Regions from separate parts of the Homo sapiens genome. Here regions 1, 2, 3 and 5 are each linked to region 4. Evidence: chromatin loops called from intact Hi-C (ENCODE). Cell type or tissue: endothelial cell of umbilical vein. All regions are shown on one strand.

Region 1 (5,000 bases), 240 kb before region 4:
TATTTAAAATAAAGAGGAGTCATTGCTGTGAAGAGAGTTATTGCTAAACCCTGCATTTATTTTAGTATCAGCAGACCTACACCCCTCCCGTGGCATAATTCCGTTTCAAAAAGTAAACTAGAATCAGCAACATCACAAAGAAATGATAAGAATAGGGGCCAATAGGGACAGGGGAAAGAAACTGCCCTAAACCCTTTTGTGTTTTTCATTCCTTGTTAATTCATTCCATTTCTCAAGTCACTTCCCCTTCTAAGGAAAGGAGCAGAGATGCTCGGCATCTTCCTTTGGTTGCTACTTATCCAGATGGGTGGTAAGTCCATTGGGCAAAGGTCATGTCTACACTCCACAGACCTTTCAAAAATATTTACTATCTAGGTGGGAGCCAATCCTTGCTCACAAATCTGACCCACCAGAGAAAAGAATGCAGAGTCTGCAGAAACCAACCACCTTCCCCTTGTGCTCAGGTTAAACTTTCCACCCCGATGCCAGACCACAGAGAACAGCCGCTTCCTGGAAATTGGGCAGCACCGAAATGACCTTCAGCCAGTGTTGCCCTGGAGACCGTTGCAGTGTGTTGGAACCAGCCACGGGGCTGCGTGTCTCCGTGCTGACCTCACTGAAGGGAAGGGCAAGGTCAGGAGGCCACGGAAGAGCCAATTCTGTGTGGTATGTTGATTTGGGCAAATATGTTTATACATCAAACCTCTGTTTTTGGTGCTTCCATTTTCTAACTAAATGCTCTCCTCTTCCAAATTGTAGCACAGTGGCTTCTGTTCTCAGAAGGTTTGTCCCACACCAAACGGGAGCAGTCTATGTGATTGAGACTCTGGGTTTGGGGAGACCAAACTCTCCATAGCAGTGATTTAGGCATTTGAGGGATAATCAGAAGCGAACAGTGGAACCTGGCTTGCCTTTCTTTCATGCCATGCCAAGACTCTCGTCCTCAACCCTTTGCCCTCCATACCCTTAAAAGAAGACTGGGAATTGGGGGCAGTGGCTCACACCCATAATCCCGGTGCTTTTTTGAGGCCAAAGTAGGACAGTCACTTGACGCCAGGAGTTTGAGACCAGCCTGGGCACCCAGTGAGACCCTGTCTCTACAAAAAAAAAAAAAAAAAAAAAAAAGCCAGGTGTGATGGCTTATGCCTGTAATCCCAGCACTTTAGGGGGCAGAGGCAGGCAGATCACCTGAGGTCAGGAGTTGGAGTCCAGCCTGGCCAACACGGCGAAACCCCATCTCAATTAAAAATACAAAAATTAGCCAGTTGTGGTGGTGCGTGCCTGTAATCCCAGCTACTCGGGAGCGTGAAGCAGGAGAATTGCTTGAACCTGGGAGGCAGAGGTTGCAGTGAGCCGAGATCGTGCCATTGCACTCCAGCCTGGGCAACAGAGCGGGACTTTGTCTCAAAAACAAAACAAAACAAAACAAAATTACCCAGGTCTTTTGGCATGTGCCTGTAGTCCCAGCTACTCAGGAGGCTGAGGTGGTAGGATCAATCGAGGCCAGGAGTTCAAGGTTAGAGTGAGCTGTGATCTCACCACTGTACACCATCCTGGGCAACAGAGTGAGACCCTATCTCAAAATAAATAAATACATACATACATACTTTCATAAAATAAAAAATAAAATTTCACTTCTACTGCCCTTGCCTCAAATAAGAACTTGGAATGCTCAGCCTAGTTGGCTGTAATATGGGCTTTTAGGTGCTTAGGATTTGTACTTAAGGAACAAAGAACTTGCTATTTACCAGGTAGTAAAAAACACTTCAAGTCCTTAAACATTATTTTTACTGTAAGGGAAGCACTTGTCAGCCCCCCAGTCATTTCAGATATGATTTCCGAAAGGGACATTCTTTCATTCTTCTCTCCTTACAGGCATAAACATTCTGCATTTTAAACTGGAAACATACAATGTTATCTACTTCTGGTGTCTTATGTAACTTTCCAGGAATGCTGAAAGACTTTCCGGGCTCCGTGAGGTTGGGAATGGGGGAAAGGCAGAGGGGGCTGAAGGTGGGGGTTAGGGCAGACTCGAGGGACAAGGAAAAAATCCACTTTTTCCATACATCACTACATTGGCTGTTTGTGACAAGAAGTTATTGCAATTAAGATACAAGCCGGATGTGTGGGCTAAAAAACCTCAGCTGATATCACAAGCATTTATTGATAATGAAAACTTGGAGGAAGAGATCTGGAAAATTGTTGTCTTTAGTGGTTTCCTATGCAAGAGAACAAACCATATGGATTAATAAAAAAGTGCTCTACCTTATCTAGGAGAAGAAAAAACTGTTTATTTTGCTGCAAAAAGAATGTTTCTGTCAAGTCTTAAGTGTCAATCTTCTAGGTTAGGGCTTTACATTGCACACACCACCACATAAGTACATTGTCTTGCTTTAAACAATCATTTTGGCGTTGTTAAATGACCTGGCCAAACAGCCTCAGCTATAAGAATAAGGGATAAACATTCAGAGTAAATCAGCATCTATAAATCCTTGATCACGTGAGCCACTTTAACACAACCAAACCTGAATTAGCCTATCAGAATAGGTAATGACCCCTCTATACTTCATGAAGTAAAACGGGTTTCCTTTGAGAATATGCTATTTTCAAGCAAGACATTAGCAAGGAAATGCCTAAAATGTGTCCTGGAATATCTTTTGCAAATGCAATGAAAAGGTAATGGGAATAACAAGTGAAAAGAAGAACCCTCAAGGGACTAGTTTACCAGTACTATATAAGGCAGAAAATAAACCTTAGATAAACGCTAAGCAGAGAGTTAAAAATCTGGAAATATTAATATCATGCAGAGTAGAGATATAATAACAGAGTAGAGAAAGAGCATGAAGCTTTCTGGAGAGTTAAGCTTTAAGGTCTTTACTCAAAAACTAAATAGTGCATACAACGAGCCTTCATAAATATACACTCACCACATTCTTTCCTGTCTTCCTAAAGAAAGCACGTTGGAAATTACCATGTTTCCGGTTTTTCTTGGGTGACCATATCAGCATATTTTCTGCATCATCCTGTATATCGTGACTAAAAATGTCAGGTAAACTTACCACCAATAAAACAAAAACTGGATACAGATGGCTCCTCGAAAGGCACTAATCTACACACAAATATTGGTCTGCTAGGTTATTGATACCTATGAACTCAGGATTATACAAATGGGATGTTTATCTCACTAGGACTTTGATGGAACTTAAAACAGCTCAAATCTAGTCTGCATCAGCTCACATACTCTCTAGAAATCACTCAGGTAACTTGTTTGAGTTGGAACAAACCTGAAATTACAATAAGAATTTAGGTTGTTTCTGGAGACCTTCCAATAAAAGCTGAGAGCCAGAGAATTCAGACGAGTGGCCACAGCTTGTGTCAATTCTAGTTGCAAAGTGGCCCATGTTGAGTTTACCTGAGTCATAGGAAAGAGTGATGCCCTCCTGGAAGATGAGATGCATACCTATGAGGAACAATGGTAAAGCTCCTTGGTCTCTGGAGAACTCCTTACCAGAAGGCACTCAGTGGAAAGGGCCAGTTCACACCATCTGCTCTTGGCCAATGGTGGGATGGTCTACTCTCTATTTTTGTTTTCTCTCCTGTCACCCACAGTCCTAATCAGGTAACCAGGTACAGTCTTCTGTCTGGATCTTGCTGACAAAGCTGTGTGTGCAATGGATGCATATGAAGAAAATAACTTTCTTAGACATAAAGAGATTCATGTATGTTGTAGGCAAATGAAAAGACCCAGTAACTGGCACACTGGGACTTAATTCAGTTGCATTCTGACTAGGACCTCTGTTTCCCTGGCAACAGCAGCTCTGCAGACATAAAACTGAATTCCCTCCAGTGTTATAGAGAAGTGCACATAAGTGACTGTACGGGGGCTTTTATCCGGGTATGCTTGCAAAATCTTCCTGCAGCTTCCCTCTAACAGGGGGAGAAAGAGGGGATTTATAATATTTTCTAGACATGGAACAAATAATTACACAGTTTAAAGGCCCTTATCCCAAGTGTTGTTGTTCTACTATTTCTGGAGTGTCTTTTAGAGGGTTCTTATGGAAGTTTCCAAAAACAAATTAACCATTAAACGAGTCAACCCATTAGTGCGACTCCTGCCATTGGTCACCTTCTATATATGTACGCACACAGGCATTCATATGTGGATCATACTCTTTGGAAAACATGGGAGAGAAGATTCCGCAGCCATTCGGTTTCTTACTTACTTTCACCTATGTAATACAATTTATAGAGAAGGAGTAGATGTCAATAAAACACCACTCTTTAATTCTTCCTACTCAATCCACTCCTTATTGGGTAAGGACCATTACGTAAAATCACACTTGTTCAATATGCTCTGCTTGCCTTCTCTAACCTCTAGTCTTGGGGATTAGAGAGGAATTTACTATCTTGCTTTTAATTTATTCTATTTAGTCTCCATTATCCCTGTGGTTACTTTTCTACTGCACCACAGGATACCAAAATTGGAAGCAACTTTAGATACTGTCTTCTCCAATATTCTTACCTAACTAAAGTACGCATGCCCTCTACCATCCATCATTCTGGATAGACATGTAATTTGCAGCATGATGCCCCCAGTGGTAGGGAATCTGCTCCCATTTTTAGCAGCTGTAATTTTTAGAGGGTCTTCCATGCATTGAAGGGCCTCTAGAAATTCACAGGCTCCAGACAGAGGCTCCCCATGGCACCAAGACACAAATGCAAGGCTTCCATCACCTTCAGGATGTAAATGCTGCTGCAGAAATAATCAAAGAAGGTATGATTGGAATCTATAAAGCCATGTGGCATGAGATTTTCTTTCTTTATGTTGTAGAGTGTTTTTTTTCCTTGTCGAAGAGAAAAGATTTCTCAGTATTAGTCATTAGGGAATTATAAGTGGAGGTGTGTGTTCTTGCTTCCTTCTGACCACAGAAATTTACATCTAGCATCAATCTCACCTGCCAAAAAGGGAAGATGCAAATTTTGCAAGATAAAAATGTCAC
Region 2 (5,000 bases), 190 kb before region 4:
CAGTCTGAATATTTTGTCTCGGTGTCAACCCCCAACATATGGTAATTTTCAATGACTGCCAGACGAAATGACGAACTTGGAGGTAGAAGGAAAGTTGTTTATTCATGTTAGCAATGTGTAGAAACCTGTTTACAGAAATTTTTTAAAGAAGGGTATTGGCTGTTTCAGCCAATACTTGGGTAGGAAAGCTACCATAATCCTGAAATCTAAAGCACAAACACAAATGCACAATCAAAATTAAACTTTACAATAAAATGTATAAATATACTTCCAAAGAGACTTAGCATTCTATTCACTCATACAAGGAAACTTTTGCTTGTATCTAAAATTATTTAGGATCTGGCCAACAATGTCACAATAAGAAGTTAGGAAGATAAAAATGAAAAAAAAAAAAGTAGAATTCTTAACAGCATGGCAAAGAGAGTGTTTTAAAATTAATATTAGGAAATGTATTATCTAAAATTTAAAAGCATAAAAGCATAATCCTTAAAATATCATACTGATTCACTCTGCTGCTAATTCCTAACATATATATATATCCATAATAGTAATGAATTAAAAGTAATAATTGTAGATCTAGATTAATTTGGACTCAGGTATATTTTTTATTGGATCTCCCAGGGCCAACTTTAACCTTCTGAATTGCATCCTAAGTAAATAGGACCAAGACTGAAATATCACACCTGAGCCTTGACAATCCAAACCTTCCTAGTAAAAGTTTGACTTTGGTATGTACATATCTTTGTTTCCCAGGGTTCAATTTCAACAGTATGGCCGATATCTTGCCAGTCTTCTTTCTTCCAGGCTAATTTTCATGAAGCTTGCTTACAATGAGAAGAGTGCTTTCTGCTGCAAGTCCTAAGAAGAGAGTGATGATGACAGGGTTGTATCTTCTCATCATCAAGCCACCACCCGGAGAGGGGAAAATAGTGAATCCAGACATTGTGCTTCCCTCCTCAGAATTCTCCTTGCATTGCATTTTTAAAAAATCTGGGAATCAGTAACCATTCCTCTCCCCAACATCCGTCCTCTTTAAACAACAACTGTGATTCAAGCTAACAATCTGTAAAGATGAAAATTGGAGGTTATTGAGGATTGATCCTAAAAAATATTTTTTTCTTTCAACTCTCAGAGGAGAGCTGTATGTTGTCTCCCTGCTTGTTTAACTGCTTTCTCCCTTTTGCCACGGAATTTGCAATATCTGTATGAAATATAGATTTTTTTCAATTATAAATATCGTTATGCATCTGAATCTTCAAACGTTGCTGCCCTTGACTGACTCACACACACCAGTGTTCTGCCTCTGGCTATGAAAGCTCTTCTACTTACGCCAAAGCCAAGAATGCAAGTAGAGAAATAGGAAAGAAGAATCCAGAAGCCTCATGTTACCCCCAAGATTGCTGACAGATTTTTGTTTGTTCGTTTGGTATGTATATGCAGATGTAGTTGTCTTTAACTTTATCATTGATTTCCATCGTTATTACAGTGTTGGGTGAGAGAACCTGTTTATGTTACCTGCGACATTATGAGAAATGCAGATGTAGGAAAATAAACGTATTTGGCTTAGTTTCACAAAGCAAATTTACCATGGCACATGCCTCAGCTAAACCTGTTTTCAGACTCTTCAAGTTCTTTTTTTCTGTCTTCTTTTTTTCTGTCTGTTCATCAAGAACAGACTCATGTGCCCCTTTCGGCCCGGGATTTGTAGTAGAATTCGATGAGGAAAGAAAGTTGATATAATTATGCATCGTTATCAAAATTATAGTCAATAAAACCTTTCAAGTAAGTGGGTAGTTAATTGAGATCTAGAAGGCATTTGGGCTTTCTGGCTTCACTGGCCAGCTTGCAGTCACCTGAGTGCACAGAAAACTGCTTGTTTTCTGGAATATTTTCATGGTTGTGAAAATTGATAATGTATCACTGTTAGGTCTGATTTTGTTTCCTGTCCAAAGAGGAAAGGTCATCCTCCTCCTTATTAAATTTTGAAAAATAAATAACCACAGCAGTATCTCAACAGACTCAATGTGTTTATTTTACACTACAAGAATGTGAAATAATTGGACAGTATGTCACAGGGGGAAGAAAACTAGGAGAGCAGCTTGCCGGGTTTAATAAATTAACTTTGGCTCTATTTGCTGAAAAGATGATTATTGACAGTTGCGTATCTTGTTTATGAGCACACACCTTAAACTTGATCAGGAGGAAAGAGAAAATACTCAAAATTCTTGCTGATGAAAGAGCTTTTCCCGGCTTAGGGCAATTGCTTCAAAGAAAAAGTACAAAGGTTTGAACTTCCCACCCATGTGTTATTGGACAGGGAAAAAGGAAACATTTCATAGAGATAAGCTACCGTTTTGAATATTGAAGGAATTTAAAAGCAAAAATATCAGTATTGACACAATTACAGATACCGGTCTTCTTTAGAAAACATGCACCACTTTTTTTCTTTGTGGCTTAAAGAAAAAATTAACTTCGTGAATACCAGTCATCTACATGCATTAAATATAAGACAGGAAAACTTCTCTCTGCTCTTATCGCAAGTTAAGAATATTTTCTTTTAAATGCGACTTACCTTTTAAGATGAGTGAGGCTGAGTAAGTAAGGAAATGTTAAGAGGTGACTTTAAAAGAAACTTAACCATGCAATCTCTTATAGGTGACTCAACCTGTGATGGAAGTTAATTGCTATTATTAATTATAATTATTATTTTAAGTCTATGTTTTGAGGAGCTTCCAGAACTTTCTAACTCTGACAGCACCTGTCAGTAGGGAGGTAATGGGAAGGAGCATGTACCCATGGTATGAAATGCTTCTGCTGCTTAAGTCACAAAGTCACAGGGGGAACCGGAAGTACCCACAATTTCTCCCCAAGAAGCATGCACTTCAGCGGTGAATACAGACTTAGTCACAGAAGAGAGGTGAGGTCAGCGAACGACAGCAGAAACAGGAATCCTCCAGATACCAGACCTATTACCCAGAAGGTGGTTTTCTGCCAAAAATATCAGCTTGTAGACTGCTTATCTGAAAGGAGAGCTGCTGCCCATAGGTGACATATGGCTTGAGGACCAAACTGGAAAGTGAAACCACTGCTTTAAGAAAAAGAGCCCAAGAACCCACGAGATGCTCTCCTCAGAGGAAGAAGCTTCTTGATTTCAGTCCAAATCCATAAAACACATGAGAATCTTGAATATGTTCTTATCCAAATCGGTCATTATTGATCATCAACTGTAGTCCTAACTGCTGTACAATACCATCTATTGCTTTTATATCTGAAGTTCTGCACATCTAACAAATTTTTTCCATTAAAAGACTGCTGTCATTCGAAGCATTTTATAATTTATGAAGCACTTTCACCAAAATAAATCTGTTCCTTTCTCAACCTTCCTTAAAAATCAAGTGACCTGAAGTTAGAGTTAGGGAATAGGCCTAGATCTAAGACCTGAGAGTTTGGCCCTTTCCAAAAAATGTCATATAGCCCAATGGCACGATAAGAAGAACAACAAAAACTGTAACAGTAATAATAGCTGCCACTTGGTACTTAGACCAGAGAAAGAAATTTCCTACAAACCTTACAAGCAAAATCCCATTTTGCAGAGGTGGAAAGTGTTGTTCACATATTCGTGTAGCTCTCCTAAGGTCTTGGATCCTAAAGAATGGCAAAGCTCAGAGAGTAAACCAGGTCATCTGTATCTAATTTGTTCCTCTTTTCGCTGCATAGACTGTCAGCTAGTGCAACTTAACATTTTCAGAGAAGAGAAATTTTCATAATTCTTGTCTGGCTATAAAAGGTTGAGAGAACATACTCCCAAGCTGGGATATTCCTCTTTGAGCACGTATTGATATTTTGTTATTATTATTACTTTTAAAAATAGCTCTTCATTTGGTTCTATAATCTGGTAATTAAGGTAAACAATACACTATGAGTAGTGTGAACTCTCATGAATACAAAGGAAGTGCACAATTTTACGCACTTTAAGATGAGATGTGGTAAAGAGATACAGATTTTAAAGACCATGAAAGCTAAAGCTGTAACTATGCAGAATGGTATTTCATTAGCAAATTAAAAGTTCTGCAGCTCGTTAACATCTTTGTTGATAGGTGGGCAAGAAATCAGGAACTTAGGGTGCTGATTAATTTATACACCTGTCATAGGAGCATGTAACCTTCTGCCACCATTGTAAGACAGGCAAGAATAAACTATAAAACAGTGGATGATACTGTTTCCTATCCCTCTTCTTAGAAATTATCCTAAGTAACCTTTGAAACAGCTTGTCCTATAGGGGGCCCCTCTGTGCCTGTGCATTCAGGATCACCTTTGTCTCTTCATTTCACTTTCCCTCATGTTTTGTTGTTCTGTTCAGTCTTCATGCCAACATCTTCAGGATTCTTGCTTTCTTCCCCATCACCCCTGTTGTTACAAACAACAGTATATAATCAGCTCTCACTCAGATGATCAAAATCTCACCTAGCCTGACTTCCTGCATCCCTCTTTGAAATGCATTCTGAAGATAACTGCTAAAATAATTTTCATCAAATGTAATTCACATCTTATTAGAAGCCAGCTCCAAAGATCCCAATAACTCCCCATCACACTTATGATGAAAGCTAAGTTCTAGATTGTGAGCTGGTTTCTTTCTGCCTTCTTCTCAATACTTGCTTCCCTCGCTGTCCTTATGCTTTTTTCCAATAACGCTTCCTTCAACAGCCTCACTCATGAAGCTCTGGTCCAAGTTGCTAATAAGGAATAAAAGGTCACTAATTAGAGCTTTGTTTGCCTCACTCTCTCTCCCCACCCCTCACTGGGGAAGATGCAGCCATCAGCTTTCTGCATGTCACACCATCCTCAATAAATCTATGACTTGTTCTCTTTCACCATCTGCTGTTCACCCTTTTTTACAATTTGAGTTACTGTTTCTTTTTTTTTTTTTTTCAGCTGCCAGGGTTTTGAAGCCTCCATAGCTTTAATAGAACATATGTTCATCATCATCAATTATTTTATGA
Region 3 (5,000 bases), 95 kb before region 4:
TAAGAAAGACCCATTAATTTAGACTCAAGGGAACAAAATAGGTGGATTAATATAACCTTGATTCTGAATATTTTGGCCAAAATCATATCAGATACTCTCCTAAGGGACTCCGAGGAATCAGTTGATACGTGGCTATGAAAACAATGACAAGAGAACATTTCTCTGTGTTTTAGAGAGGAAGGGCTGAAAAGGGGGCAGGGTAGAAGACAGAGCCTACCTTTCTTTGCCCTTCTACTCTCTGTTGCTGAAGCACCTGCCTCTCTTTCTTTGTCCTCTATAGTATTGATCACTGTATTATAATTGTCTACTTCTCTGTAGCCAAGTGACTACGTTATCTTGTGTGATGAAAACAATCAAGTCTATCTGCCTGAGAATTCTATCTTCAGTGTGTATTGAGCTTTTCCGCTGAATGAATTAATGAGTGACTGAATAAATGCATGACTAAATAATTGAGCATGCATACACTGTGCTAGGTGTATTTGGAAGAGTACTTCCACTTGCCTATTTCCTATCCACTTTTTAAGACCCAGCTTAAACATCATCTTTTATAGAAACTAATTTTCAAAATACCCAGAGAGAAGAAAAAATTATTCTACCGGGCTCTCTTTCTGCTCCATATGTCCTGCTTACAGCCAGTAGATTATTCAGGAATTTTTGACTTGCGTTCTACCTTTTAACGAATGTAGTAAAGTACTCATGGATGTAAGTGCTAGAGAGCTACCATTCAGAATGCAGCTCCAGGCTAATTTATTGACTCTGTTTTTTTTGTTTTGTTTTGTTTTGTTTTTTTGTTTGAGAGGGGGTCACTGGTTGCTAGGTGTCTGAGGATGGTGACATGGAGAATAATTTTTATGTACATGTATATACAATAGAAAATACCATTTAGGAGGAACAGCACTTGGTCTAACCCCTCAAAAACATAAAAATTTATCAAAACTCTCCTGGGATCAACCAAGGTGCTCTTACTTGTGATGGGAACAATGAACACTTTTAAAACAGATTTTATCAACTGTCATTCTAATACTCTTACGGGGACATAAAGGTATTTCTTAATAAGGGACATTTAACAGTACAATTCCTGCAAAACTGATTAAACCAAAAAATATTTCATTGTGTAGCATCTACAGTAAATCTTACCACCCTCTCTGCCCCTGCACAGCAAAAATAATCTATCCCTCCTCCCTGACAGAGCCTTAGAAAGGGAAAAGGAATTTGGTATTATCAATGTGCTGGTTTATCAGATATGAATTCATTTGTTTTTCTCAAAAAACAACTTATCAGCGTGAACAGAGCTGGCTGGCCCAAGTGTGAATTGTGCTCCAAATCCCCTTTCTGAGCTCCCCAGGGCTCAAGAATTTTTATCACCCAGTTTGTTTCCCCTGTTTGTGCTTTTTTAACCTCTTACCTATTGAGGTGACTTTCTGGGTCAGGATTCCTGTAAAGACACTAGGAATTAGCACTGCTGAAGGAAATATCCAGGTCCGGCTGCCTGATGGCCAGTCTGCCGGGTAGTATTTCAGCTCTGATGGGAGAACCCTGGACAGTTGGAAGTCAGATGAATTACCTGGAGATGGCCCCTCTTCATGCTGCCATTGTTTGTTTTCTCTATCTGGGCAGATTGGAAAATGTCCAATATGAAAGGCAGGGCTTGGGCCCAGCAGCCCTGTGCACTAAGTCAGCACACCAGGAGACAGAGAAAGGCTTCCTTCAGCCAAATCCCACTGCCTGCCTCACCTCACCTGGGAGGGCTTCTTCACATCCCACCATGGAGTGCCTTGGGGCTCATGAGCAGGGGACTCCTGGTCTCTGATGTCTGATATTGACTCATCTTGTCTGTGTTTTCAAGACATGCTCCCCTCTTGAAGCTTTTTGGCCACAGAATCACCTGTGGAATGTTGGATACCTATCTCCCTCACACAGATGTATGTGGGAAGGCTTAATTCAGAATGCCCCCCTTTTTTTTCTATCCCTTAAATAAAAAGCAAGCCAAAATAATTCAAATAAAAGAGACTGGAAGTACTCAGAAATCTCTCCAAAGGTAAAATGAATGATAAGTGTTGTCAATTGGGATTTCTAACTAGAAATATTGACAGAGAAGAATATAAGGCCTTCATTTTTTGTGTGTCTTTTGCTTTGGCTTCTATATATTACCCTAAATTGACATTTCTTTTAGTGTTTGTGAGACCTATATCCATACATACATGACACATCTTATGTGAGGGAGACCTGGAATTGAACCTGAGATAGGGTTGTCAGAAATTTTTGCAACTTACAGAAATTGTTTGTAGAATGGCACGGTATGGTTTGTAGTAAGAGTGTTGGTAAGGATCATAAAATTAGAAGGCTGCTGTTGTGTCTAAGGCTAGACTCATACTATCTAAGCAAGTTTGTTCAGCCTTTCTTATGAAAACTTCCCAAGGAAGTGACTCCATAACCTTCTGAATAAGGTCTTACAGCTGTATGGTGTCTGTGGAGAGCAGCTCAGCAAGGAAATCAAAGTCTAGGTCCCAACCAGCAAATCTGACAACTGTATGAGTCTGCACTCCTGGCTGAGGCAAGCATGAACCAGCTGTCAGGAGCCAGGTAGTCAAGGTAAAAGATCTGCAGCATATGGATTTAGCAGAGGTCAGAGCAAGGGAGAAACCAGGGATCCAAGGAGGTCAGTCATAGGTTATTGGGAAGACAGTTGTCTGAGGCCCAGGCACGGGAAATGCTGGAAAGCTAAGAAGAAATTCAGGTAAAACTACCTGCAAGTAGAAAATGATGCTGGAAACCTGATCCTTAGACAAGGGTCCATCACAAACCAAGGTTGCTTCTGTGGTCCTGGTTGTGGGCCTTCGATTAGGACAGGCAGGGAAGCATTTCACAATTGTCAGCCTGAACCAGTTGGAGCAGGAGCAGGAATCTAACTCTGAGCATTCTTACAAAGAGCAAACCTTACTGCAAAGAGGAAAACCACCTCGCCCCCGTAGGCCTTGCATGAGGACCTGCTCCTCGTTTTTTATTTCTCTAAGCTACCAAAGTCATTAACACCAAGTTATGCCTGCTTAGATTTTTCCAAGGTGGCTGCTGTCCAAGTGCATGACATCCTGCAGCTCCACGGAGCCTGGGAGACTGAGGAGCTCAACAGGGAAAGATTATCAAGCTCTCTTACAAAAGCAAAGCACCCCCCCCCACCACCCAAATTAAAATTCTGAATAGATTCGTTTGCTTGAAGTTCGTGTTTAAAGAAAGTTAAATTTCTAGTGAGGGCCAAGGTACCTCCTCTGCAAACATGGTAGAATTTAGTCTCCTCTTACTTGAAAGTTAAAAGACTGTGGTCATACAGTTATGAAGACGCATGTGTCTTCATGTGTATTTAAAATACCGTGATAGTACTCACCTCAGCAGCACATATACTAAAATACCATGATAATTCTTTACATTGCCAAAAATTAAATTGGTTACTTTTTGGCTCTTGCCATGCCATATATGGGGTAAAAATAATGAAATATCTCTGTATGTTTTCATTTTAACAGTTAAACTTTCATTTTCATTTTAAGTCACTAAAATATAAAGAAATCTTAATTATTTTCTATCATAGGTTCTGATTGAAGGAGAAACAATATTCATGTTCCATGTGTCAAGTATTAAGTAGTATGGCAACTTTTCCCTGTGATTTTTGAGGAACTTGAAAATTATTTAGAAATTTCCTACATGTCTTATGATAGATTCAGAAGCCTTCATAAACACTAATAATTAGCATTGCTAAGGTTTTCTGGTAGAACTTCAGCTCCAGTGGGGAAAAAGGGTCTACATGCTGCCATCATTTTCTTTATCTGGGAACAGTGGAGAATATCCAAAGCAAAAGGCAGGGCTTGGTCCCAGCAGCCCTGCGTGCTAAGTCAGCCTAGATAGATTCAACTACCACACTCTCATCACACACTCATTGGACCTATCACTTCCATGGCATGCACTGTGTCTATGTATGTCCTTAACTTGTGTCTCTAGCGTCTTGCCTGGAATTCATAAGTACCTGTTGATGATGGAATGAATTCTGTAATTGTACACAGTTCAACCTTGCCTATAGGATAAAGTCCAGATTCCTTTGGCATTGCAGACTTCCCAGTGTGACTCCAATCTCTTCTTCCACTCCTATTTCTCATCCATGTCCTTTATTTTTCTTCCTCTCCTAAACTGATCTCTTCACAATCCCAAGAACACATCTAATGTTCCTTCATCTCTAGGTTTTTTCTTCTATCACTAGGAGTACCTGCGAGTAATATCCTAACATCTTTTTGAGTTACTGAATTCCTACTAATTTGTTAATGTATAGTTCAAGTTCAACTTTTACCCTGAGGTCTTTCCTCTGCTGGACTTCATTAAAAGTTATCATCTGTACCACTTGCTTGACACTTACTATTCCACGTTTACGTCTTTATTAAACTATGCCTTGTCTACCCATTTACATTCTAAAGTTCTTAGAGACAGAGTCTATGTCTTTAATACTCATCTCTAATTCAATCTTTCATTTATTGATTGATTCTATCATTTAACTAAAAAACATTTATTGAGTATCTATCATGTACAAACACAAAGTTGTAAGGGAAGAAAGAGAAATTAAACATAGCTCTTACCTTCAAAGATATTAAAATTAGCAAGAAAACTCTTTCCACATAATAAATTTCAATATATAACAACTCATTATTGATGGATTACCATAGAAGGCAGTCATACTTCTCCATTAACACAGAATTTAAAGGGCTCTTGCATCAGAATTATGAAGGTATCATTACATTTAGGAATTTTTTTATTTAAAAAAATTCAAATACATGCATGATATCATACCAAGTTGAATTTCTGTCAATCCAACAATGCTATCAAAATAAAGATTGTATATCCTATAACTAGTGTCTCTACCTGAGAAAAATCAGAAACAGTAAAAAGTGATACCAATTATTTAGGAGCTCATTGATAACTTGGTTTTCTATAGGAGCTGCTGAAGAGTAAGATGCTGTTCA
Region 4 (5,000 bases):
CCCTACAGGCCAACATCAGGAGGTTGAAGACCTAGCCCAGCCAGAGTCTATCAGGAGCCTGCCCAACAGCTCTGTCCCAGCTTTTTCTAATTGGTCAGTGCCCATGCCATGTCAATGGCCGCTTAATATTGTGATTATTAGCCCTGGATACTTCCACAGCAACTTACACAGAAGGGGACTGGAATGACTCGGAATGTGAAAAATAACAATAGGATGCAGAAACCCAGAAAACTCTAAACGGGCAAAACTGCATGCCGGACTCCCGATGTGCTGCCTTTCTGAGCTACGGGCAGCCTGTCATCCCTGGGACCCAACATTTCCATCATTCATTGTCTCCAAGGCCGAAGCCCTTCTCTTTTTACTACCTAGTGGCACCAGCCCTAGCTCTCTCTCTGATTACTGCCCAAGATTTGAGGAAATTTGATGGCCGCTGCCATCACATTCATCACTCTATTTCCTCCGATGTATTGGCTCTGTGGCCAGTAGTTGTCAATGAAGTTGTCATGGCTTCATGGCACCAGATTTGAGGCAAGCTTTGTAAATGCCAGCAAGTTTTCTGCCAACCATGCATTGTCATAACAAGAATGATGCAGTAAACAAATAATCATACGACAGAGACGTTCAAAACTAGGGCTCAGGGTACATACGGAGCTTTGATCTTCCTAAGAGAATAAGAACAAGTTCATTCCACTCACAGTTCACTCACAAGCTGGAAATAATCTACGTTAGTCCAAGTTGCAGGTCCAGTGTATCCCCTTGGCTCTGGAGGAGTTTAAGAAGAAAGGGTCAGGGGTCCCGGGTTCTGGTCTTGCTATTTGCCTGATGTTGGACTCTGGATGAGTCACTCACCCTCTCGATATGTCTCTTTCCTTGGTTGGCTGATGGATACATGATATGGTTCCAGCTTCCCGAAAGGATTGTTGTGTGAGGGTAGGGGTCGAATGAGAGAAAGGATGTGAAAAGCTACAGGAAACCAAATTATCTACAAAGATGAGAGGTTACTGTGAAATGTGTAACATTCACTTGCAGTAGATAAATTCTGAGCTCCAGACCCAAAGTCCCCAGGAACTGTGAGTATAAAGGTGAGATAAAGCCAATGCAGAAGGGACTCTATTAAGAACATAAGCTTGAAAGCAGTGTTTTACACATTGAGAACTTAAATGTGAAAACAGGCATTTTCAAGACCTTAGAAACAGAGAGGGGGAAAAAAAAAAGCAGACCACTGCCTTGCATTGTAGAGTAAAAGAGAACTGACCGGGCCAGGCACAGTGGCTCACGCCTGTAATCACAGGACTTTGGGAGGCCAAGGTGGGCGGATCACCTGAGGTCAGGAGTTCGAGACCAGCCTGACCAACACGGAGAAGCCCCGTCTCTACTAAAAATACAAAATTAGCCGGGCATGGTGGCACATGCCTGTAATCTCAGCTACTGAGGAGGCTGAGGCAGGAGAATCGCTTGAACCCAGGAGGCAGAGGTTGTGGTGAGCTGAGATAGCGCCATTGCACTCCTGCCTAGGCAACAAGAGCAAAACTCCATCTCAAAAAAAAAAAAAAAAAAAAAAAAAAAGAGAACTGACCGAGAGATTTCCCCCTTCACTCAGATAGATTCTTTGGTGAGTAAAGTCTAAAAATAATAATTAAAAATTCTTGGTTATATTCTATTTTATCCTATAGACATTTACTTAACGATGCCATGAGATAGCCTCCTTATAGTCCTTTTTTCTTCCCCTGCATTTCTTCTCTTTCCTCTTGAGGGGATGGGTCTGCTAGCACTGTCTACAAGGCTGGGAGGCAAAGCTTTCAGAAAGACTGATTTTGGCTTTAGTACCCAGAGCCTTCTAGCAAGGTTTGCCTGGGCATCTGTTTCTGCAGACCTCCAGGGGCCCTCTGGCTGAAATAGTCGTGCTTAACTTAAGTGTTCAGGCTCCAGAGATGCTACAGCTCCTTCTGTGATCTTAGGTGAGTCACCTCCCTTTTTGGGCCTTGGATTTTCACCTGGAAAGACAAAATGTTGCTCTTTCTTAATGTCAGCAAGAGTTCTCCTGAGGGAGCTCTAGATTAGTCCAATACCCAAGCTGTGTTTTGGGGGAGTACAGGCAGTATCAAAGCCAGTGGATCCATCAAAAAAGATGCCAATCTCTGGTGGTGCAAATGAAGTACCTATTAGTAGGTGTTCCCTCTGCCCTGGCAAAAGTTACCACATTCCACCTAGAGTTCTCTGGTTTCTGGAGTTCTGAGATCAAAGCTTGCCTGGGCTATCAGTGTAAAGAGAGAAAGCTGTCCTAAGTGGGTTTCCAGAAACCATGCTTTTACTGGAAACAGAGCAAGAAATGTGACAGACCATCCCATCAGTTTACCCTTCAAGCTGATGTGGACTGTAATATAATTGAATGTTTCGTCTTCATGTTTGAAAAATATTAATTTTCTGTGAGTCTCCCAACTTATTTACTGCAAATCCTCATGCCCTAGAGTGTCTACATCATCCCTTTCATTTTTCCTACTGGATACTGAAGCAGGAAGCATGGGAAAGGGGGGCTCAAGGGTTTGACTGATGAAAAACCCAACCAAAACTCATCAATCTGACTTACTATGCTGTCCTTTGGACTGTTTTGTTCAGTGGCTTCTCTGATTCTGACTTCCTCTTAAATGTATTAGATCCATGTCTTCTAAGCTCAGATCTTTATTTTTTTTCATGCCACTTCAACTTCTTTATGTAATCTCAAACTCTTTCTCAGAGGTATGAAAGAAACTCCCCTCAACTCCCTTGTTTCATAGATGAGAAAACTCACGATAGAAGGAAATTGAATCGTTTGCTCAAGATTAAATACTGGCCAAGTTCAGACCAAGCACCTTGTCAACATGGGCAAAACTTCAAAATTTTCTTCAGAGTCACGCACTGAGAAACAGTTTATGGATAAAGTAAGCTTTATAAACAATTCCCCAAAGACATTGGACTGTGCCTTAAAGAGAAAAATGAGGATCAATGAGGACGGAGACTCTGCACAGGACATTGATTACGCATGCCTGAAGACTGTTATTTGAAATCCTTCTGATGTGTCACTGTTAGGACGACAGTGATCACTACATGCTAATATTTGTTAAATGCCAGGAATTCCTTCAGACACTATTAGAGAAGGGCAAGGAAGATTCTCGAGGGCTAATCAAGCTCTTAGAGAATTCAGTTAGTAGTGACCATTTGCAATACTGCAATTGCAATACTGTGCTCTCCAGTGAGCTGACAAGGCCAGCCAAGGCAAAGTGGAGAGGAAGTGGTGCTTTGTGGCAGAGGACCTAGAATCAGTACCTGGTGTCTCTACCTCCATGGGCACACGGCCAGTCCTAGGCTATCACGAAGAAGCAATGGTACTCAATGTTCCTTAAGAAACAACATCCTTAATGTGAGAAAATAAAAAGCCATTGGAAACCTCTACTTGCTCTGAGCAGGCCATTTTCTAAAAGCAACTTTGGTATATAACTTTGTATAATTAGGTATGTTTTGGGGGGTTGTCTTGCCATTACTTCCTTCAGTCCATTAATATGGATAAAGCATCTCTCACCACACCATCAGCTTAAACTGTTGAATCCTGCCTAATAGCCTGAGCCAAGTTAATGGATGAAGTCCCTGGAGAATTTTTCAGGTGAAGGAGAAGCAGGAGGCTGCTACCCAAGAGAAGACAGAGGTGTTAAAGCTGCTTTTTTGTTTTGTGTTTTTACCTCAATGCAGTATAAAATCAACATTTAAGATACAGATAAAATTCTTTATATAATTAGCTTAGACCGTAATATCCTTCTAATTGTCACTTTTCTATGAAACCGTCTTTAACCATTTATTTGCCTTTATGGTACTTAATCACGTTGGCCCACTCCTTACAAATTTCAGTAATGATTCCAAATCAGTACAGTAAGGAAAAAAATATTTATTTTCTAAAGTCATTACCTTGACAGGCAAAACAAAGCATGTTCTCAATTTCATTTAGAAATACATATTTTAAAAATACATAGACCAATATGGCCTGCCCAAACAGATATTTAACATGGTAAATATAAGGAATAAATTGTTTGAATATAAATATCTATAAAAAAATAAGTACATCAAAATTCAATCCAACCTCTTTCATTAGCCGGTTATATAAAGGAAAATAATTTTACTGCTTTAAAGCGTAACAAACACTTACTTTTCAATATATTTCATAAACAACCCTATACCATTGTGTCTCCAAAAATCAAGGACAGGGAATCTCCTGATTTAATGATCTTTTTTTTCTTATGGATCAGAGCTAGTAGATTACCATGAAAATATTATATCTACTGCTGACACATTAGACCAGACTTCTACGAGGCTAGGATTTAGTATGGGGGATGGAGGAAGGGGCAGCAGGGGTGGGAAGAGTTTGGGGAGGCAATAATTAAATGTGGGAAATACTTCTGCCAGAGTGCAATATAGGTGAGGTAGACTCATATTCATGAAACATATCCTGATTTATGGTAGTAACAGTTTCATTCAGTTTTGCATTTTACAAATTTAAACAAAAGTCTTTCTTTTTTTTTTCTTTACTTGCATGTTTGTCTTTTGAGTGTGTTTTCAATTTGTGCATTCCTTAGAAAATCTTTGTGTGGACTTTGGAGTTTCTCCCTGAAATGTGCCAGGCGCCTGAGTCAGACACAAACACTCCCTTAGGACCTTCGTCAGAAACTCCACCCCTGTGTGGAATCTCCTTCCTCTCTCTCTCTCCGGAGGATGCCACCCGAATTCGAATGTGACTGTGTGTTTCTGCTGAGAGGTCCATTGTCATCCCCAGATGAAAGAAGAGACCAAAGCAGTTACCACTGATGGAAGCCAGTGAAGATGGTTGGGGGAACTCCTTAACCTTTCTTGGAATGTTTTGAACGAGGACGCTGGTCCTTTGCCAGTCAGGAACCAGCAGAGGATGCTCCTGCTCTGATCCCAGCCAGGGTGGAGAGTGCAGAGTCGGCCACAGGGCTCTCCGTGGAGGCTATGGC
Region 5 (5,000 bases), 210 kb before region 4:
AATTATAATATAACCAATTCTATGAGGTACAGACAAACCAGAAGTTAACCCCGAAAGGTAGGTCCTGCCAGTTGACTGGAAGTTGCCCTAACAACCAACATCAAAGTATCAAGTTTCATGACTCCCATAATGGAGAAACAGTATTGTCCAACTCAATTTTTCTGTCAGCCAGATAGGCAAGTTCTAGAAATGCCACCTGCAAGTACCAAGTAAATATACTAATAAATAATAGTGATTCATTTCATGCCCTCTTTCCCCACCTATCCCTTTGATTATGAAAGAATTTGATAGACAATCTCAAGTAGGCATTTTCATTTGTTTAAAGAATTTAGAGAAAGAGCAGAAAATGTTTAGCCTACAGGGCACTTTCCCCAGAAGGTTAACTGCTTGACAAAAATGAACTTAGAAATATACCTTCTTGAGAAAAACTACAGCATTGGTTTTGCAGTTTATATCATGTGTAATCACTTCACATGTCAAAAAAGAAAAAAAATAGTTGGCTGTCTTAAGATACTATCTGCAACAAGCCTGTGCATGCAGCTCAATCTCTGTTACTTCTTTCTAAGGTAAGATCAGGTCCAAGAAGTGGCAGAAGTTGAAATGCGTTTTTATGCCCATTGTCGCTATGCATATTCACACATATGGAAAATTCTTATTAGCCATTGCCAAAAGACTTTTCTAAAATATTTTGTAGTGCATGGTTGCTTGGAAACATTGAGATCTCAAAATAAATAGTTCTGCCTTGTTCAAAATGTGTACAAATTGCACTAAACATAGACACTCAGACTCCTCCAAACCTCTAAGATTGATATCGTAAGGCCTGCCTCAAATGCATTTCTGGCAAAATCAAAGTCTTTAATTATCTTAAAAAGAGTAACATGTTAAAAATGTGCATGCGATTATCCCTTAAAAACACCATAAGAATATAAAGAAGGCCTTTCTCCTGACAGTACTCCAGGGCTACTCATCTGAGTGTTGGGAAGTCTAGGAGAATTTGCTGTTATTGACAGTTACAAATCACTCTCCAAGCACTTGTGTCCCATTCCCTGGATTTGGCCAATAGTACAGAGGAAAATGTTATGTTCTTCCTGGAAATCAGTGTTCATGTTGCCACTGATAATCACCTGAATAGTAATTTTGCCATTGTACCACTGCACGAAGGCATGCCCAGGAAGCCTTGCTTAGATCTGACATGTCTGCTGTCTTAACCAGCAGAACAAATAAGGAAGTAAACATGAAAGGTCTCGAGAGAAGCCCATGTGGATCAGTCTGGGGCTGAGATAAGAACTTGGGTATGCTTCTCATAGTTCAGACAAATGACAATGACAGTTTGAGTATTTCTACCAATCCTTCTTTTGGTAGTTATTAAGGGACACTGACTTAGTATTGCAAAACAAACTGAGCTACATCGATACGTGGTCCAATTTTTAAGACACCCTTTCCAGTCTTATTTGTCTCATATAGTATGCTAGATAAAAGGGAGATAAACTGTTTCCAACTTATCTAAATTGAGATGATGATTTGTCTTGGCACCAAATACAATTTGCAATTGGGATGTTGCTCTGGCATCTCGTCTCATCTGGGTTGTCTCGTCCCTTTTGTACACCCCTACTTGGAAATACTTGGAAATTCTATTGGAAGTTGAGAATAAAGGGCTCTTTATCTTCAAACATGATTTCCCTATTTATTATGCACTTTTTCTTTCCTTTGTTTCCAATCAAAATTCTGAGTTTCTCTCTGTTTATCTGTGAATCCCATGGCCTCAGACTTTAAAAATGGACTAAATAGTTAGAAAATTTGAATTTAGGGCTGATTCGATTCAGAAACCAAGTAAGCATTGTCTCCAAACATGAAGCCATGTTTCTTTGTAACCAAGGCTGCCTGTTTAGCTGGAATTTCTGTCTAAGATCACCCCTGGGTAACTAACAATTGAAACCTACAACGTTTTTGAAGATCAACTTTCCTCACTCAATGTATTGAAATTTTCAAATGTTCTCTTTGACAAGAGAAAAATAGCTTCAGATTTCATATTTGTACTAATGTGTTTCTAATTAATTGATTTTAATTTGATTCTCTGTGTTTTCTTCTTTGTAAGCTAATTCTGCTGTTTTCATACATGTTTTAGATAATGGCCTTACTTTTGTTTGCCTGCCTACAACAGAAATATCAGAAAGAAGAAAATCATCATTAGCATTAAATCATGGTCAAGCCAGAGAGTTCATGTAATATGGGGGTTTTATGGTTCACTGAATACAATCTCATCTCAAATTCATTTTCCAGTTGGTCTTGAATTTTCGAAAAGTCTAGAAGTGCAGCTGCGTTGTAGGTCATCATTCTATGCAGTAGTCATAATCAAGCTAGACACTAGGGGGCTGTGTGGAGTGAGGTGGTGGTAAGCTTAGTCTCCTGAATCAGGTTGACCAGGGTTAGCATATCTGCACTTACACTGTTGTCTCTGTGACCTTGTGTAAAGCACTGAACTTATCTGAGCCTCAGCATTCTCATCTGTTAAATGGAAAAAAAAAATGTGTATTCTGTCTCTATTAAAGGGCATTTACTGAAATCACCATCTTCACATAATGATAATAAGTGCTGTGTAAAAAGAGAAAAGCATCTTGTGGGTAATGCTTGATTAAATCCAATTAAAGTTAAACGGGGCTTTTTATTGCAGACGTTCCTGATGCATTACTGCATAAGATAAACCTCCACTGGAGGTATGAATTACATAGCATTGTCCAGACTTATTGGGAGACTCACAGAATACATGTTGGGAAGAGCTTATAGGCTTCCTAACACTGATGTGATCATTAAGCATAATTATGTACATTAAATGCTTATCTCAATATCTGCTGCATATCAATGCAGGCCGACATTTACTGAGCATTTCCTGTGTGCCACATGTCATCTCATTGCATAATCATGGCAATCTCGTGAGGCAGGTACCCTCATTCTCATCTTACAGGTAAGAAAACTGAGCCTTGGCGATGTTGACCAACTGCCCAGGGTCATATGGCAAGACAGTGTCAAACATGGAGCTTTTTGACTCCCCAGAGTCTGTCTGATACACTTTAATAAATGCTGTTCCCGGGTGGGTGTGTGGCTCACCCCTGTAATCCCAGCACTTTGGGAGTCCGAGGTGGGTGGATCACCTGAGGTGAGGAGTTGGAGACCAGCCTGTTCAATGTTGTGTGACCCCATCTCTACTAAGAATACAAAAATTAGCCAGGCATGGTGGTGTGTCCCTGTAATCCCAGCTACTTGGGAGGCTGAGGCAGGAGAATTGCTTGAACCTGCGGGGCGGAGGCTGCAGTGAGTCGAGATCGCGCCAATGCACTCCAGCCTGGGTGACAGAGCGAGACTGCATCTCAAAAATAAATGAATAAATAAATAAAAATAAATGCTGTTCTCAGTCTCTTCTTTTCCTTAGCTATCCCTGGGACAACTGTTACATTCTAATGCAAGCTATTAGCAGGACAGGCATCAAAGACAAAGATTCCCCTTAAGAGTACTATCTTGCTTTATAGCTTATCCAGAAATATTGCTAGACAATTCCAGGCCCCACATTCATTTCGTCATTCTTCCCTTCAACAAAGACATAGTAAGTAAGAACTTACTGTGTACGGGTCACTTCTCTAGGTAACGGAAATACGACAGTGAATAAAGCAGACAAAAACCCTTGCTCTCATGGAGTGCATACTCTCCTGTGAGAAAACAGACAAAAACAAGTAACTAAGTAAAACAAACAAACAGAAGTCATGGTAATAAGTGCAATGCAGAAAAATAAAGGAGGAAAAAGGAAAGAGAGTGACTTTGGTAGTGGGGAGAGGTTGGTGGCTGCACTTCTAAATAGGGTTATGCCAGAAGGCCTGGCTGAGATGGTGCCCTCTGGGCAAAGACTTGGAGGAAGGGAGCAAGGGATGGATCCAGATGGTATCTGGGCAGAATGTTTCAGGCTAAAGAAAGAGCAAGTGGAAAAATCCCAAGGTAGGGATGTGCCTGGTGTCTTCAGAGAATTGCGACATGCTCTCTTTTTTCCTATTTTTTTTTTTTTAGAAAAATCAACTTTTATTTTAGATGCAGTGAGTATATGTGCAGATTTGTTACATGGATATATTGCACCCAGGTAGTGAGCATAGTACCCAATAGGTAGTTTTACAACCCATGCCCTCCTCTCTCGCTCCCCATCTATTCATCCCTAGTATTTTTTGTTCCCATTTTTATGTCCCTGAGTACCCAATGTTAAGCTCCCACTTTTTTTAAGTGAGAACACATGATATATTTTGTTTTCTCTTCCTATGTTAATTTGCTTAGTATTCTGGCCTCCAGCTTCATCCATGTTTCTGCAAAAGACACGATTTCATTCTTTGTTATGGCCACGTAGCTTTCTGTGGTGTATATGTACCATATTTTCTTTATCCAATCCACCTTTAATGGGCACCTAGGTCAATCCCATGTCTTTGATATTGTGAATAATATGGCAATGAGCATACACGTGCACCTGTCTTTTTGATATGATAATCTATTTTCCTTTGAGTATATACCCAATAATGGGATTTCTAGGTTGAATGGTAAATCTGTTTTAAGTTCCTTGTGAAATCTCCAAATCACTTTCTACTGTGGCTGAATTAATTTACATTCCCACCAGCAGTGTATAAACTTTCTCTTTTCTCCATAGCCTTACCAGCATCTGTTGTTTTGGGGCTTTTTAATAATAGGTATTCTGACTGGTGTGAGATGGTATGTCATCATAGTTCTAATTTGCATTTCTCTGATGATTAGTGATACTGAGCATTTATTCATATGCTTCTTGGCTGCTTGTATGTTCTTTTAAGAAGTGTTTGTTCATATCCTTTGCCTACTTTTTAATGGGATTGTTTTTCGCTTGTTCCATTGTTGAAGTTCCTTATAGATTCTGGTTATTAGACCTTTGTCAGTGCATAGCTTGTGACACTTTTCTCTCATTCTGTAGGTTGTCTGTTTACTCTGTTGATAATTTCTTT

The links. A loop is a pair of places that touch in the nucleus more often than their neighbours do. Peaks named below come from ENCODE experiments on the same cell type or tissue, not always from the same donor. Only the 100,000 strongest peaks of a DNase experiment are listed, where the experiment ranks them.
Region 1: it touches region 4 in a loop (6-fold over the local background); 3 of 110 quality-filtered maps call a loop at or near these places.
Region 2: a loop joins it to region 4, with 5 times the contacts of the local background. A loop is called at or near these places in 12 of 110 quality-filtered maps.
Region 3: a loop joins it to region 4, with 5 times the contacts of the local background. A loop is called at or near these places in 9 of 110 quality-filtered maps.
Region 5: a loop joins it to region 4, with 9 times the contacts of the local background. A loop is called at or near these places in 16 of 110 quality-filtered maps.

The regions. Positions count from the first base shown.
Region 1 is chr6:12,534,595-12,539,594 of GRCh38, reverse strand. No RefSeq gene overlaps it. Among named protein-coding and RNA genes, the nearest start is that of LINC02530, 48 kb to the left of the region's middle. In endothelial cell of umbilical vein, no CTCF peak of the experiment used is centred here; DNase peaks (open chromatin) are centred at 574, 1,954 and 2,974; H3K27ac peaks cover 3,911 bases.
Region 2 is chr6:12,481,869-12,486,868 of GRCh38, reverse strand. No RefSeq gene overlaps it. Among named protein-coding and RNA genes, the nearest start is that of LINC02530, 100 kb to the left of the region's middle. RefSeq lists enhancers at 3,096-3,175, 2,215-3,414. In endothelial cell of umbilical vein, no CTCF peak of the experiment used is centred here; DNase peaks (open chromatin) are centred at 2,528 and 2,948; H3K27ac peaks cover 2,375 bases.
Region 3 is chr6:12,390,732-12,395,731 of GRCh38, reverse strand. It overlaps LOC105374931 (a long non-coding RNA gene), which reads right to left and starts at 258. Exons shown (of 3, transcript XR_926488.2): 1 at 218-258. In endothelial cell of umbilical vein, no CTCF peak of the experiment used is centred here; DNase peaks (open chromatin) are centred at 1,351, 2,421 and 3,061; H3K27ac peaks cover 2,296 bases.
Region 4 is chr6:12,296,091-12,301,090 of GRCh38, reverse strand. EDN1 (endothelin 1) reads right to left here. Exons shown (of 5, transcript NM_001955.5): 5 at 3,897-5,000. Among named protein-coding and RNA genes, the nearest start is that of EDN1, 8.2 kb to the right of the region's middle. In endothelial cell of umbilical vein, no CTCF peak of the experiment used is centred here; DNase peaks (open chromatin) are centred at 1,090, 1,820, 2,760, 3,310 and 1 weaker place; H3K4me3 peaks cover 872 bases; H3K27ac peaks cover 3,123 bases.
Region 5 is chr6:12,501,933-12,506,932 of GRCh38, reverse strand. No RefSeq gene overlaps it. Among named protein-coding and RNA genes, the nearest start is that of LINC02530, 81 kb to the left of the region's middle. In endothelial cell of umbilical vein, a CTCF peak has its summit at 2,374 (motif pointing right); no DNase peak of the experiment used is centred here.